3 separate regions of the Homo sapiens genome follow, and regions 1 and 3 are each linked to region 2. A link is a contact called in ENCODE Hi-C or POLR2A ChIA-PET data. All regions are on one chromosome and are shown on one strand. The core of a region is the stretch at or near the end of the contact, and the rest is flanking DNA. Distances in the headings are between cores, read along the strand shown.

The links. A loop is a pair of places that touch in the nucleus more often than their neighbours do. ChIA-PET counts read pairs that join two places held with the same protein, here RNA polymerase II (POLR2A). Pooled maps may share reads with other maps.
Region 1: a loop to region 2 is called in a pooled map, with 9 times the contacts of the local background. The contact joins the promoter of ZNF417 here to the promoter of ZNF264 in region 2. A Hi-C loop is called at or near these places in 1 of 37 single-sample maps with no recorded cell type and 10 of 50 pooled maps. POLR2A ChIA-PET finds 5 or more read pairs at or near these places in 2 of 52 experiments (A549 and activated T-cell).
Region 3: a loop to region 2 is called in a pooled map, with 7 times the contacts of the local background. The contact joins the promoter of ZNF587 here to the promoter of ZNF264 in region 2. A Hi-C loop is called at or near these places in 5 of 50 pooled maps. POLR2A ChIA-PET finds 5 or more read pairs at or near these places in 2 of 52 experiments (OCI-LY7 and activated T-cell).

Annotation. Positions count from the first base shown.
Region 1 is chr19:57,915,342-57,919,612 of GRCh38, forward strand. ZNF417 (zinc finger protein 417) reads right to left here and starts at 1,251. Exons shown (of 3, transcript NM_152475.3): 1 at 1,038-1,251. The coding sequence starts at 1,070. RefSeq lists enhancers at 1,008-1,297, 1,316-2,171, 1,568-1,627.
Region 2 is chr19:57,188,664-57,193,469 of GRCh38, forward strand. It overlaps ZNF264 (zinc finger protein 264), which reads left to right and starts at 2,837. Exons shown (of 4, transcript NM_003417.5): 1 at 2,837-3,283. The coding sequence starts at 3,251. RefSeq lists enhancers at 2,673-2,732, 2,753-2,842, 2,853-2,912 and a silencer at 3,083-3,352.
Region 3 is chr19:57,848,458-57,853,271 of GRCh38, forward strand. It overlaps ZNF587 (zinc finger protein 587), which reads left to right and starts at 1,402. Exons shown (of 3, transcript NM_032828.4): 1 at 1,402-1,614. The coding sequence starts at 1,582. It overlaps LOC124904782 (a long non-coding RNA gene), which reads right to left. Exons shown (of 2, transcript XR_007067358.1): 2 at 1,858-2,104. RefSeq lists enhancers at 1,000-1,109, 1,180-1,239, 1,410-1,649, 1,700-1,789, 1,844-3,043.

The DNA.
Region 1 (4,271 bases), core at 1-2,500, 730 kb after region 2:
AATGCACAGCCCTCGGCCTGCTTACTCTTCCAGGGAGAGCTCCACCTCACACTTTGTTCCAGACAGGTTCCATCCTCCCGGCTCCGTCCATCTCCAGGCCATTGCCTGCGCCCCTCCCTGTGCTTGTTGCTCTCCCCACCGCATCCCACGGGTGTCAGAAACAGGTGAAACCGTCTTTGCAAAATTATAACTGAGGAAATTATGACAGTGAAAGAAATCAGACCTTACTGACTCCGTCTTGCTTCCAACCTTTCAGCTGTCCTTGTTCATTCCTGGGTATAGGCTGAATTAACTTAGGGAAGGAATTCAGTTCATGGTTTCACTCTGAAACAAAATTGATAATAGCCCTTTCCTGAAAAGACCCCCTTCTTGCCTGGAGAACAGCCTGCCTTTGCAGGACTAACGAATTAGCTACAAGGTTAGAAATTACCGTTTAGGGGTCATGCAGCTTCTGACTCCAAGAGTCTGAACCTCCCCAAGTTGCTCCTGAAGATAAATCACTATTGTAAAACCTAAGATCAGTGCTTGAGGTATTTTGCAGATCCTGCACTGGATGGATCAGCTGACAACACACAGACCGGTAATCTGGGTCAATCAGTTCTGCCATCCCACCCAGAACAGAAAACAGCATGAAAAACTCACTTTAACCCTCTATGAATCCATCTCAGGTCCCAACCCTTACCGCCAAATTAATGTTGAAAACTCTGATCCCGGAATGCTAATGGAGACTGATTTGAGTAATAATAAAACTCCTGTCTCCAGAACAGCCTGACGGCTCTGCGTCAATTACTATTTCTCCATCGCAATTCTCCAGTCTTCATAAATCGGCTCTGTCTAGGCAGCTGGCAAGGTGAACCCACTGGACAGTTACACAGGGACCCCCACTGGACAGTTACACAGGGACCCCTCCTGCGAGCGCCTCAGTGTTCCTACGCCGGGTACCGGCTACAGACCCGTGAGCAGGAGCCGCTCCCTCGCTGGTTTAGGACCTGGGTGACGATGGGGTGACCTGAGGGCACAGAAGGCGCCACAATTACCTGAGTCGGGCGCCTCGGCGCAGCCGCTGCCATCGGACTACTTGGGGAAGCACGGCCCGGGAGCAGTGGTCGCCGTCACGGGGCTGCAGAGCCGCCTCTGGGCACCGAGGACGATTCCTCTCCACCTTCTAGGTTCAGTCACCGCGGTCCCCCCCCAGCACTCAGGGGCCACAAACTGGGGAAACACCCGCGTCACCGATACACAGCCGCTACTAGAGACCCCGGAAGTCTCAGCCTTACGTTACGTGCACACGTGGAAATGCCTTCTTTCCGAGTGCTCATTGGCTCTGACCGGCTGTCGTTTAACGCAGAGCTTTCTGGGTAATGTAGTTCCCCACTTTCCATGGCGCTAAAAAGAGCGATACCCAGAGTCCATCTGCAGGAAAAGCCCGCCATCAGGTCAGGGGTTCTCCTTAAAAAGCGCACCCTTCTGGCCGGGCGCAGTGGCTCAAGCCTGTAATCTCAGCACTTTGGAAGGCGGAGGTGGGCGGATCACGAGGTCAGGAGATGGAGACCATCCTGGCTAACACGGTGAAACCCCGTGTCTACTAAAAATTCAAAAAAAAAAAAAGTTAGCTGGGTGTGGTGGCGGGCGCCTACAGTCACAGCTACTCTGGAGGCTGAGGCTGGAGGAGAATGGCGTGAACCTGGGAGGCAGAGCTTGCAGTGAGCTGGGATCGCGCCACTGCCCTCCAGCCTGCGCGACAGAGCAAGACTCTGTCTCAAAAAAAAAAAAAAAAAAAAAAAAAAAAAAAAAAAAAAAGGCGCCTTTCTAGGGCAGAGGAGGGGTCTCACCTAGCCTTAGAAGCCGTATTGAGATTCCTGGAGACTAGTGTCTGTAACTAATCACTCAAGAATCTGGAAAAATACTGTTTCAGATTTCGGGGAGCGCAAGGTAAATAATAGGGAGCTCAAGCTAAAACTATTATTTAGGATTCTCCTAAAGGCTAAAAATCCAAATTACCACACCGTTTGAAACAGTCGTTCAGTCGCAAAATACCTGCACTGGAAGCAGAGGCTGATAAGCGTTGTTGTGTTATAATGTGTCTGAAGGCCCTCAGAAGCCTTAGAGTGCCTAAGGCAAATGAAGGAAGTTAGGGATGTGCTCCCCTATAGCAGGAGTGCAAAGCTGAATCTCTGTGATTCCTACAGAAAACAACTCTCCTGCTGATAGAATCTGTGAAAGGAAAATCTTGTGGCCTCAAAATTACTAAGCTAAAGGGAAAAGTCAATCTGGGAACTGCTCAGGGCAAACTTGCCTCCCATTCTATTCAAAGTCTTCCCTCTCCTCACTGAGATAGATGCCTATTCTGATTGCCTCCTTTGGAAGGACTTATCAGAAATTAAAAAGAATCCAACTATTTGTCTCTCTACCTGTCTACCTGTGACCTGGAAGTCCCCTCCCTGCTTCGAGTTGTTCCCGCCTTTCTGGTCGGAACCAATGTACTTCTTACATATATTCACTGATGTCTCATGTCCCCCTAAAATGTATAAAACCAACCTGTACCCCAACCACCATGGGCACATGTCGTCAGGACTTCCTGAGGCTGTGTCACGGGCATGTGTCCTCAACCTTGGCAAAATAAACTTTTTCTTTTATGAGACGGAGTCTCGCTCTTTGGTCAGGCTCGAGTGCAGTGGCGCGATCTCGGCTCACTGCAACCTCTGCCTCTCGGGTTCAAGTGATTCTCCTGCCTTAGCCTCCCGAGTAGCTGGGAGTACAGGCACGTGGCATCACGCCAATTTTTGTAGTTTCAGTACAGACGGGGGTTTCACCTTGTTTAGGATGGTCTCGATCTCCCTCGTGATCTGCCTGCCTCACCCTCCAATGTGTTGGGGTTACAGGCATGAGTCACCACACCTGGCCAGCAAAATAAACTATTTAAATTAACTGAGACCTGTCTCAAATTTGGGGGGTTCACAAATCATTATAGCGTTCAATTAATTGAACAACACTTTTTCCCACTTAGTATCCTTTACTTGATATTCTAACTTACATTCAACTCCTTTTAGTAATTTGACATCAGTCTTATAAAGAACAATAAGGCTGGGCACGGTGGCTCACGCCTGTAATCCTCGCACTTTGGGAGGCCGAGGCAGGCGGATCACCAGTTCAGGAGATCGAGACCATCCTGGCTAACATGGTGAAACCCCGTCTCTACTAAAAATACAAAAAAAAAATTAGCCGGGTGTGGTGGCACACGCCTGTAGTCCCAGCTACTCGGGAGGCTAAGGCAGGAGAATCACTTGAACCCGGGAGGCAGAGGTTGCTGTGAGCTGAGATCGCGCCATTGCACTGCAGCCTGGCGACAGAGCGAGACTCTCTCAAACAAAGAAACAAAAAACAATAAAATAAATGGTATCTTGGTAGTAGTGATGGCTACAGTCTGTAAAAAGTAAAGTACAGGTTCCTCTTCAAAGACTTTCCTCCCATCTAATTAGGAATAAATAGTAACTTCTCTTAGAAGCAAAATTTATTCAAAGACCTGTGCTAACATTCTTAAATATCTTCTAGCCGTAATTAAAAAAATCCATGTACTTTATGTTCTTAGCTCCCACAATTTAGCCTAAATATTTGCCCTGGCATGTTTACACTGGTCCAAGCAAGCATTGTCATAGCCTGTTCCTCTTATTTGAAGGTGTTTTTGCCTTTCTTAGCATTCCATAAGTTAATTCCTCCTTCGTTTTCCTCTTGCCTTTGCCTCTTTTAAAAATGTTCTAAGTTGCTAGTCAATCAGGACAAATACAGAATGTGAATTTGTATTTAGCCAGTGGAAACCGGACACAGCAGTAAGGTGGATGCGTCAGGCAGGTTATAAATGACCCTGTCTCCTTTGTTCAGTGTAATCTCACAGCAAAACTGCTGGCGAGTATACCGTTTCTGCAGAAAGTAAAAATGGCCTTGCTGAGGAAATTAAATTTATGTTCAATGCTATTTCTTTCTTTCTTTTTTTTTTTTTGAGACGGAGTTTCGCTCTTGTTGCCCAGGCTGGAGAGCAATGGCGCGATCTTGGCTCACCACAACCTCCGTCTCCCAGGTTCAAGTGATTCTCCTGCCTCAGCCTCCTGAGTAGTTAGGATTATAGGCATGCGCCACCATGCCCAGCTAATTTTGTATTTTTAGTAGAGATGGGGTCTCTCCATCTTGGTCAGGCTGGTCTTGAACTCCCGACCTCAGGTGATCCTCCCACCTCGGCCTCCCAAAGTGCTGGGATTATAGGCATGAGCCACCGC
Region 2 (4,806 bases), core at 1,587-4,086:
AAGAATCTGTTTTCTAGCTACTTGGGAGGCTGAGGCAGGAGGATCGCTTGAGCCCAGGAGTTTGAGGCTGTAGTGAGCTATGATCGTGCCACTACACTCCAGTCTGGGTAAACAAGCAAGACCCTATCTCTATTTTTTAAAATCCATATTATTTTATAACACAATTGTAGGCACTGGGTCTTTTCCCAAGGCTTTGACAGGAATGGCATATTTTTAACTATGCGAGACTGCTTTGAGGAATTAAGACTGACTTTATGGGCCAGGCGTGGTGGATCATGACTGTAATCCCAGCACTTTGGGAGGCCAAGGCGGGTGGATCACGAGGTCAGGAGATCGAGACCATCCTGGCTAACATGGTGAAACCCCATCTCTACTAAAAATATAAAAAATTAGCCGGGTGTGGTGGCAGGCGCCTGTAGTCCCAGCTACTCAGGAGGCTGAGGCAGGAGAATGGCGCGAACCCAGAAGGCAGAGCTTGCAGTGAGCTGACATCACGCCACTGCACTCCAGCCTGGGCGGCAGAGCAAGACTGTGTCTCAAAAAAAAAAAAAAAAAAAAAAAAAAAGACTGACTTTATGGAGCTGATGGGAGCCCTTGGAAGGACTGGCCTCATATCTTGTGCACACAGTTCCTTTGTGGGGTTCCTGGCCTGTAGTAAATACAGTGTCATTTTCTGATAGGCCTAGGAACCTCAAGATGTTCTGGGGCCTCAAGAAAAACGGGTTTCACCCAATTCATGCAGGTATGTACAGGTGCAGACAGATCTTTGGCTGGGCTTAAGAGGTCTTTGGGTGTTGAGTCTGAGAGATTCCTTATGAGGGGTTCCAGCAAAGCCAATTTAGGAGGAATTGTATAAACAGTGATTCTTGCTGTAGTTTGGATAAGTATGGTGGGACTGAAGCTTGTTTTGCAGGTAAGTTGTTCCTGCTGTGATTTGCTTTTGATGGAAGTCAGGGACTAGAGAGAGAAAAACTGTTTCCAAAGAAAACTATAGTGCTGCCAGGTGCAGTGGCTCAACTTTGGGAGGCTGAGGTGGGCGGATCATGAGGTCAGGAGTTTGAGACCAGCCTGGCCAACATGGTGAAACCCCGTCTCTACTAAAAATACAAAAATTAGCCAGGCATGGTGGTGGGCACCTGTAATCCCAGCTACTCGGGAAGCTGAGGCAGGAGGATCGCTTGAACCTAGGAGGCAGAGGTTGCAGTGAGCGGAGATCGTGCCACTGCACTCCAGCCTAGGTGAAAGAACAAAACTCTGTCTCAAAAAAAAAAAAGAAAGAAAGAAAGAAAACTATAGCGTTAGATTAACCTTTGAGTTAATCTGAGTGGCCACGTGGTCATCTATGGTATGCAGCCACCCACAATACCCCTCCTCAGCATAAAGCAGCCAGAAAGATCACGTCCAGATTCCCCATGATTGAGGAATTGATAAATAGAAACAGGGAACTGAAACCAGCTCCAGTGTCCCATAGAACTGATATTTATGGTTTCTTTTGAATCAACACATTATAGACATTGAGCCTCCCCTTCCTAAAACTCGAGACACTTTTATTTGTCTTATCTGATTTCCTTTCTCAGGAAACCAAGCATCAGGCCTCCCAGATAGTATAAAGAAACTGAAACTTACTGGATTACCACATCTGGAAAAACGAGATGCTATACCCCTTACCCATGATGATTGCCTAACTGACCATCTGCTGCCTGTTGACCCATTCCTCTTCCTTACCCCTTCCTAATTCCTGTTTTCTCAAACATAGTTACACTTCTTCCCTGATGTATAAACCCCTAGTTTTAGTCAGTTGAGGAAAGAGATTTGAGATTGATCTCCCATTTTCCTCAGCTGCAGCACCGAATAAAGCCTTCATCCCTGACAATACTCATTGTCTTGCTGACTGGCCTTCTGTGCAGCAAGCAGCAGGATCTAGATGCAAGGACCTGGCCTTTCTGGTAATATTGTCATCAACCATTTAATGATGTAGACTTGGTCCCCGGCTCATGCTCTGTGTATTTTCTTCTCCATCTACATGCATTGCCTTGATGGTCTCACTCAATATCATGACTTGAAATAACAGTGTAAGGTAACTCCTAAATTCATATATTCATGCTCAAACCTTCTTCCAACATTCAGTCGTAAGTCGAATTGCCTGTGACAGAGATACTTTGTGGTTCTGTAGACATTTCAAACTAACCATCCTGAGCCTCCGAACCTCCTCCACTTGCAGCCTCCCCACCTCAGAAGTGGGCAAATCCACTTTTTGTGTGGTCTGGGCCAAATACATGACTCCCTGCATCACGTAGAGGCTGTGCTGGTCCAAAGAAGGCTCAAAAGAGGGCAGTTTGCGCACACAACGTGTCGGGGCAGGGCTTCCAGATGATCATTCGGCTTTTTTGTGTCTTCCAAGATGATGATCCGGGGAGGAGGGATGTGAAAGGGGGTCAGTCGCCAGGCGAGCTGAGGACCCAGTTCTGCGCCTTTGCCTGTGCCCTGACCTGAAGGAAAGTCCCTGTCTCCCGAGCTCCGATTTTCCCGAGAGAAGAATGCAATGTAACCCTTGCCCCTCGGTTCCCTCCCTCCATCCTTCCCCTCGAGTTGTGCCCACCGTAAAGAGGTGGGTCTGGAGCGTCTCCTCGGGTCCTGGAGTGCCTTTCCCTGGGAGGAAAACTTGCGCCGTGAAGCGTTCCTCCCGTTGTTGAACACATGAGGAAAACTACACTACTTAGAAGGCTGTGCATTATGCGTACGGCGGGAGCTGGGCCAACGACGGCCTAGGACGGGGACGTTTCCGACGGCTCACGCCGGTGGGGGCGGGACTTCCGGGTTGCTCGCTGCGGACGCCATTTTCTTCTGCACTTCTGTCTGGAGAGGTCTGTAGCCACTGAGGGCCCCGGTCGGGGCCGCTTTGCAGGTCCCTAGTCAGGACCGAGCAGGGGAGTAGGATAGGAATCCCCGCCGCACCTTTGTACGAGCCTGACCCCTTCCGTGGGTTTGTTCCTGGGTCGCCGTCAAGCTGCGGTCTCTCCTCCCCCGCCCTTCAGCCCCGCGGTCTCCAGGGGCGGCGCCCTGGGTCTGGAACGCGGTTGCCACCGAGGAGGCGGCGGCCCTGCGTCTGGAACGCCGTTGCCACCGAGGAGGCGGCGGCCCCGAGCGCGCCTGGAAGCCCCGGGCAACCGGCCAGGGTCGGGCACAGGTGGGGTCCGTCAGGCCGCCCGGGGCTCCTCTGTCCCAGCTCTGCGGCCCAGGGGGTGACGTGATGGCGGCAGCGGTGCTGACGGACCGGGCCCAGGTGAGTGGACGGTGGCTTCGCGGTTGCCGCTTCCTTGCCAGCGCTGAGGCGGTTTCCGAAGTGGGTGGGAGCCCAGGTATCCCCTGGATTTGTCTTCGCAGTCGTCGTTCGCTTTGGTGTGTGGAGCTGGTTTGCCACTTAATTTATACCTGGCCGTAAGGAGTGTTGGGCCTACTGGAAGGAGCTCCGTAGGTTGTTGAGTGAATGATGCTTCCTCTGGGGACTCCCATCATCCTTGGCCTGCAAGCATTCTCTGGTGGACCAGGTCTCATTCCAGCATGAATTGGGGGCCTGAGGGGGGAAGGGGAGGGCAGGGCAGTAGCAAGCCGACAAATGCGCGAGCAGAGACAAGGTATGTTGTATGTTTAAGGAGGCTCAGGAGGGTGTGTAAGGTTGCCATGGTTTTCCTGCGGCCGCTGAGACGTGGAGGGCAACAGTGTGTGGTCTTTTCCTGGATGTTCTAGCCATCCGCAACTACTGCAGACATTGTGGCCAGTCAGATGCCCTTACTCTCATCGCTACAGCCTGCATTATCCTTGGCCGCTCGTGTTCCGTGGCCCCAAAGTATCCTGGCGTCAGAGACAAGTTCTGTCGGAACCCAGTAAGGAAAGAGGCCGATGGTTGGTTCATTGTGGAATTTCCTTGGGGGATCTGGGAGACCCAGGGAGATCCCAGAGGGCATGGGAAGCTGGTCTGGAGCCTGTCGTTCCCCAAGTAGATGCAGCCCTTCCAGTGCCGCTCTGTGGGGTCAGTGAGGAATGCTGAGCTTTTTGTGCCCGTGTTCACATACTTTTTTTTGTTTTGAGACAGGGTCTCACTCTGTCGCCCAGGCTGGAGTACAGTGGTGCACTCTCAGCTCACTGCAGTCTCTGCCTCCCAGGTTCAAGCAATTCTCCTGCCCCAGCCTGCCGAGTAGTTGGGATTACAGGCATGCACTACCACACCTGACTGATTTTTGTATTTTAGTAGAGACTGGGTTTCACCATATTTGCCAGGCTGGTCTTCAACTCCTGGCCTCAAGCGATCCGCCCACCTCGACCTCCCAAAGTGCTGGGATTACATGCATGAGCCACCATGCCCGGCCCACAGATACGTTTTTCAGGGCTAATTGAAATAGACTTAATGTTAGAAATGAGTGGAAATGCTTATAACTTCATCGCATTAGATTTGCTTTGATGTTGGGGGAGTGTTGGAGTTACACTGTTAGACCGTGAATCATAGTAACCCCATGTTTAGATCCTATCTATGGTGGTGAGATGTGTGACTGGGTGAATTGATAGCGCTTCCTTAGCATGAAGTCATTGACTGTGAAGGTGATGATGGTGTTGACTGCAGGGACTGTGAAAGGATTAATAAAAATCCCAGAGCACACTGAGCATTGAATACTTTAAATTTAACAACTGTTACTGGTGGGAAGTGTTATTGTATTGATCCAGAAATCAAGGCTCAGAGAAATGAAATGCTGTCTTTGAGGTAAGAGCTGTCAAGTGTCAGTTTCAAGTGTTTGGAGCTAGGAACTTCTA
Region 3 (4,814 bases), core at 152-2,651, 660 kb after region 2:
CAGGCTGGAGTGCAATGGCATGATCTCGACTCATCGCAACCTCCACCTCCAGGGTTCAAGTAATTCTCCTACCTCAGCCTCCCGAGTAGCTGGAATTGGAGGCATGCAGCACCATGCCTGGAAAATTTTGTACTTTCAGTAGAGACACGGTTTCTCCATGTTGGCCAGGCTGGTCTCGAACTCCCGACCTCAGGTGATCCACCTGCCTTGGCCTCCCAAAGTGCTGGGATTACAGGTGTGAGCCACCATGTCTGGCCTTTATTTTTATTTTTTGTGGGTATATAGTAGTGTATATATTTGTAGATTACATTAGATATTTTGATGTAGCCATGCCATATGTGATAATCACATAGGGTAAATGGGGTCTCAGTCACCTCAACATTTATCCTCTGTATTATAAACAGTCCAGTTATACTCTTTTAGTTATTTTTAAATATATAATTAAATTATTTTGACTATAGCCACCCTGTTATGGTAGCAAATATTAGGTCTTATTCATTTTTGCTCACTGTTTTTTGTACCCATCCTGTCATCATGTCTTATGGAGAATTTTCTTTTGTTCCCAACAAAACAATGAAACTCGCAAAACTGACTGTAATGATTCAGTCTACGTGAATTTAAAGAGCAATCAATACTTAATGTTCTCAGCTCTGAGTGCACACATTGTAAGTCTGAATGATGCCAATGATATGGCCACTTAGATAAGTAAAGTTTGGGAGCATCTCAAATAGTATTTTTATTCTCTGGGTGCAGGATGAGCTTCCTAGAGTCTGATGTGATACCTATTTGATGCTTTTACAAAGAATCAATAATCTTCCTCCTTTGAGGTGTGAGCAGGGCTTTCCAGCAGCCCTCAGAATGTAACATGGTCTGCATTCGGTTTGCTCTTGGAGGATACCACCATTGTTGGCTGAGAGCTCTGGGAAGTACTTTACCCAGAAGGCGCTAGTTGCAAGGCCCAGGATGAGGGATTTCTGGGCATGCTTGTCAGGCCAGGGAGTACTGGGTTGGGACTGAGAAGGCACAAGAGGAGTAGTCATCTCTGCTCCCAAGTGGCAGGTCTGAGGCTCATAGGCACTGGCTGGGGTGATGCCTGCTCCACCCACAGTTGATGGCAGCAGCCACACTGAGGGACCTAGCTCAGGTAAATGCTGTGTATTACAGGCTTCACCCCAGCTAGAGTAATACAGGTAGAGGAACCAATAGGTACAAAGGCTTGGAGGTGCATCTGAGCCATGAACATTTCAGAACCTGGTAACCATGTTGTGTCATGGAAAGTGGGGAACTACATTACCCAGAAAGCTCTGCTTTAAACGACAGCCGGTCAGAGCCAGTGAGCACTCGGAAAGAAGGCATTTCCACGTGTGCACGTAACGTAAGGCCGAGACTTCCGGGGTCTCTAGTAGCGGCTGTGTATCGGCGATGCGGGTGTTTCCCCAGTTTGTGGCCCCTGAGTGCTGGGTGGGACCGCGGTGACTGAACCTAGAAGGTGGAGAGGAATCGTCCTCGGTGCCCAGAGGCGGCTCTGCAGCCCCGTGACGGCGACCACTGCTCCCGGGCCGTGCTTCCCCAAGTAGTCCGATGGCAGCGGCTGTGCCGAGGCGCCCAACTCAGGTAATTGTGGTGCCTTCTGTGCCCTCAGGTCACCCCATCGTCACCCAGGTCCTAAACCAGCGAGGGAGCGGCTCCTGCTCGTGGGTCTGTAGCCGGTACCCGGCGTAGGAACACTGAGGCGCTCACAGGAGGCCTCTCCTTGTAACCGTCCAGTGGGTTCACGTTGCCAGCTGCCTAGACAGAGCCGATTTATGAAGACTGGGGAATTGCGATGGAGAAATAGTAATTCACGCAGAGCCGTCCTGCTGTTCGGGAGACAGGAGTTTTATTATTCAAATCAGTCTCCCTGAGCATTCTGGGATCAGAGTTTTCAAAATTTGGCGGGTAGGGGCTTGGGAAGTGGGGAGTGCTGATCAGTCTGGTTGGAGATGGATTCATAGGGGGTTAAAGTGAGTTTTTCATGCTGTTTTCTGTTCTGGGTGGGATGGCAGAACTGATTGACCCAGATTACCGGTCTGTGTGTTGTCCGCTGATCCATCCAGTGCAGGATCTGCAAAATGCCCCAAGCACTGATCTTAGATATTGGGGAAACCAGCCCCACACCACCCAGCAGATACCCCGAGTCCTGCGGAGACAAAGGAGTTAGAAAGAGACAGAATACGCATTTAAAAGGCGGGTCCAGGTGGCCAGAGCATTGGAGGCTTCCTGGCGGCCCAGAGCTCTTGGGCTCCACCCAGTTTATTGGTTTACAAGCTCTTTGTTCTTATGGCTGATTGGAGGGGGAGGAAGCGATCAGGAAAAGGATTAATCAGTAAAGGAGAACTCGTGAGTCATTCCATAAGATGTAAAGCACTGGCCGTTTCTGTGAATTTCCTTGAACAAAGGCGTGTGTCTAAACTACTTAAGATCTTTAACTTAACTGAAACGGGTGGCTGCGGGTTTCAGGAGGAGCCAAGATGTTTGATTATGCTCCACTGCTTCAAGGGAGTGTGATCTCCCTGAGCAACCCATGGAATGCTGCTGAAGAGTTATGCTCTCGGGGCATAAAGACATGAAGGCAATAAGGAGACTTTTCTCCTCAGAGGCCGCCCATGGCTTCCCATGGGTGTCTCACACAGGGGAGACCAACTCAACTAGCACCCCAGAAACTCACATTAGGTTTTACAATAGTAAGGTTATCTTCAGGAGCAACTTGGGGAGGTTCAGACTCTTGGAGCCAGAAGCTGCATGACCCCTAAACCGTAATTTCTATTCTTGTAGCTAATTTGTTAGTCCTGCAAAGACAGGCTGGTCCCCAGGCAAGAAAGGGGTCTTTTCAGGAAAGGGCTATTATCAATTTTGTTTCAGAGTGAAACCATGAACTGAATTCTTTTCCAAAGTTAATTCAGCCTATGCCCAGGAATGAAAAAAGACGGCTGAAAGGTTGGAAGCAAGATGGAGTCGGTTAGGTCTGATTTCTTTCACTGTCATAATTTCGTCAGTTATAATTTTGCAAAGTCGGTTTCACCTGTTTCTGACACCAGTGGGATGCAGTGGGGAGAGTGACAGGCACAGGTAGGGGTGCAGGCAATGGCCTGCAGATGGACAGAGCTGGAAGGATGGAACCTGGGGTTCACAGGCATCTGTCAGGAACAACGTGTGAGATGGAGCTCTTCCTGGTAGAGCAAGCAGGCCAGGGGCTGTGCATTCATCATGAGGATTCTAGAAGCCATGGAGAGTTTTGAAGAAAGGAGGGACATGATCCAAATCCAGGCTTTTAAGAAGTTTCCCAAAGGCCAATCAAAGGAAGAACATCATAGAGAGAGAGGATGAGGACTTTGGGGCCTTGGGAGGTTGAATCCGTTTTGTAGATCACATAGATGGTAGAGATGACATTTTGCACTGAGAAAAGCAGGTCAGACAACCAGCCTTAGGGTTACCTGGTTCCAGGGACAAGAAAGGGTTCAGGGAGTCCTGAGCTTATCAAATCCTGTGACATGTTTGTAATGTCTGCCTTTCCCCTCAGGCACTCCTGGCTGCAGAAGCACTTAGGGAACCCACACAGGGAAGTGGAGGGTGTTCCATTCCCTCATTGGTCCTGACGCCATCTACAGGTTCTCTAGCTTGTGGTGTCCTGGGACTCTTAAGTGCCATTTTTTTCAGTCCTTTGATCCGAGGACCCTGGAGAATCTCTGAAGCCAGGATACCAAGTCCATGACAGGTTATATGGAGGTATTCCCATTTCTGTCAACCAATGTAAACACCCTTGTAAGATTAACCCAGGATTTGCTACCAGGTTGTGAAATGCTTAGAGATAAAACGGATCAAAGTCAGGAGGTGATATTACCACAGTTCTACCTGGCTACAGGCTTCATCTGGCTGGACCTTGTTGCATAGACTGTGGGTTGAGGGAAGAGGAAGAAAGGTCAGAGATAAGGCTCCTGCCATAATCCAGGTGAGGGTTAATGGATCAGATAAGTGGTAAATCACATGGGTCTGGATTCAGGATTCACTTTTTGTAAAGAGACAGCTAGGTTTTCTTTTTTTTTTCTTAACGTGGAATTTCAGTCTTGTTGCCCAGGCTGGAGTGCAATGGCGCAATCTTGGGCTCACTGGAGCCTCTGCCTCCCAGGTTCAAGCAATTCTCCTGCCTCAGCATTCAAGGTAGCTGGCATTACAGGCACCCACCATCATGCCCAGCTAATTTTTGTATTTTTAGTAGAGACGAGGTTTTACCATGTTGGCCAGGCTGGTCTCGAACTCCTGACCTCAAGTGATCGTCACATCTCGGCCTCCCAAAGTGCTGGGATTATAGGCATGGACCAATGCGCCCAGCCGAGACAGCTAGGCTTTTTTTTTTTTTTTTTTTTTTTTTTTTTTGAGACGGAGTTTCACTCTCTTGTCCAGCCTGGAGTCTAGTGGCACAATCTCAGCCCACTGCAACCTTCACCTCCTGGGCTCAAGTGATTCTCCTGCCTCAGCCTCCTGAGTAGCTGGGATTACAGGCATGTACCACCACACTCGGCTAATTTTTCTATTTTTAGTAAAGTCGGGGTTTCACCATGTTGGCCAGGCTAGTCTCAAACTCCTGACCTCAGGAGATTCGCTGGCCTCTGCCTCCCCAAGTGCTGGGATTATAGGCACGAGCCACCATGCCTTGCAGACAGCTAGATTTTCTAATGTGGATGATAGGAGCATGAAAGAGGAATCGGGCATGAGCCCAAGGTTTTTGATCTTAGCAGCTGTAACCATGCACACTGCTTCAGCTGAGATGACGTTGG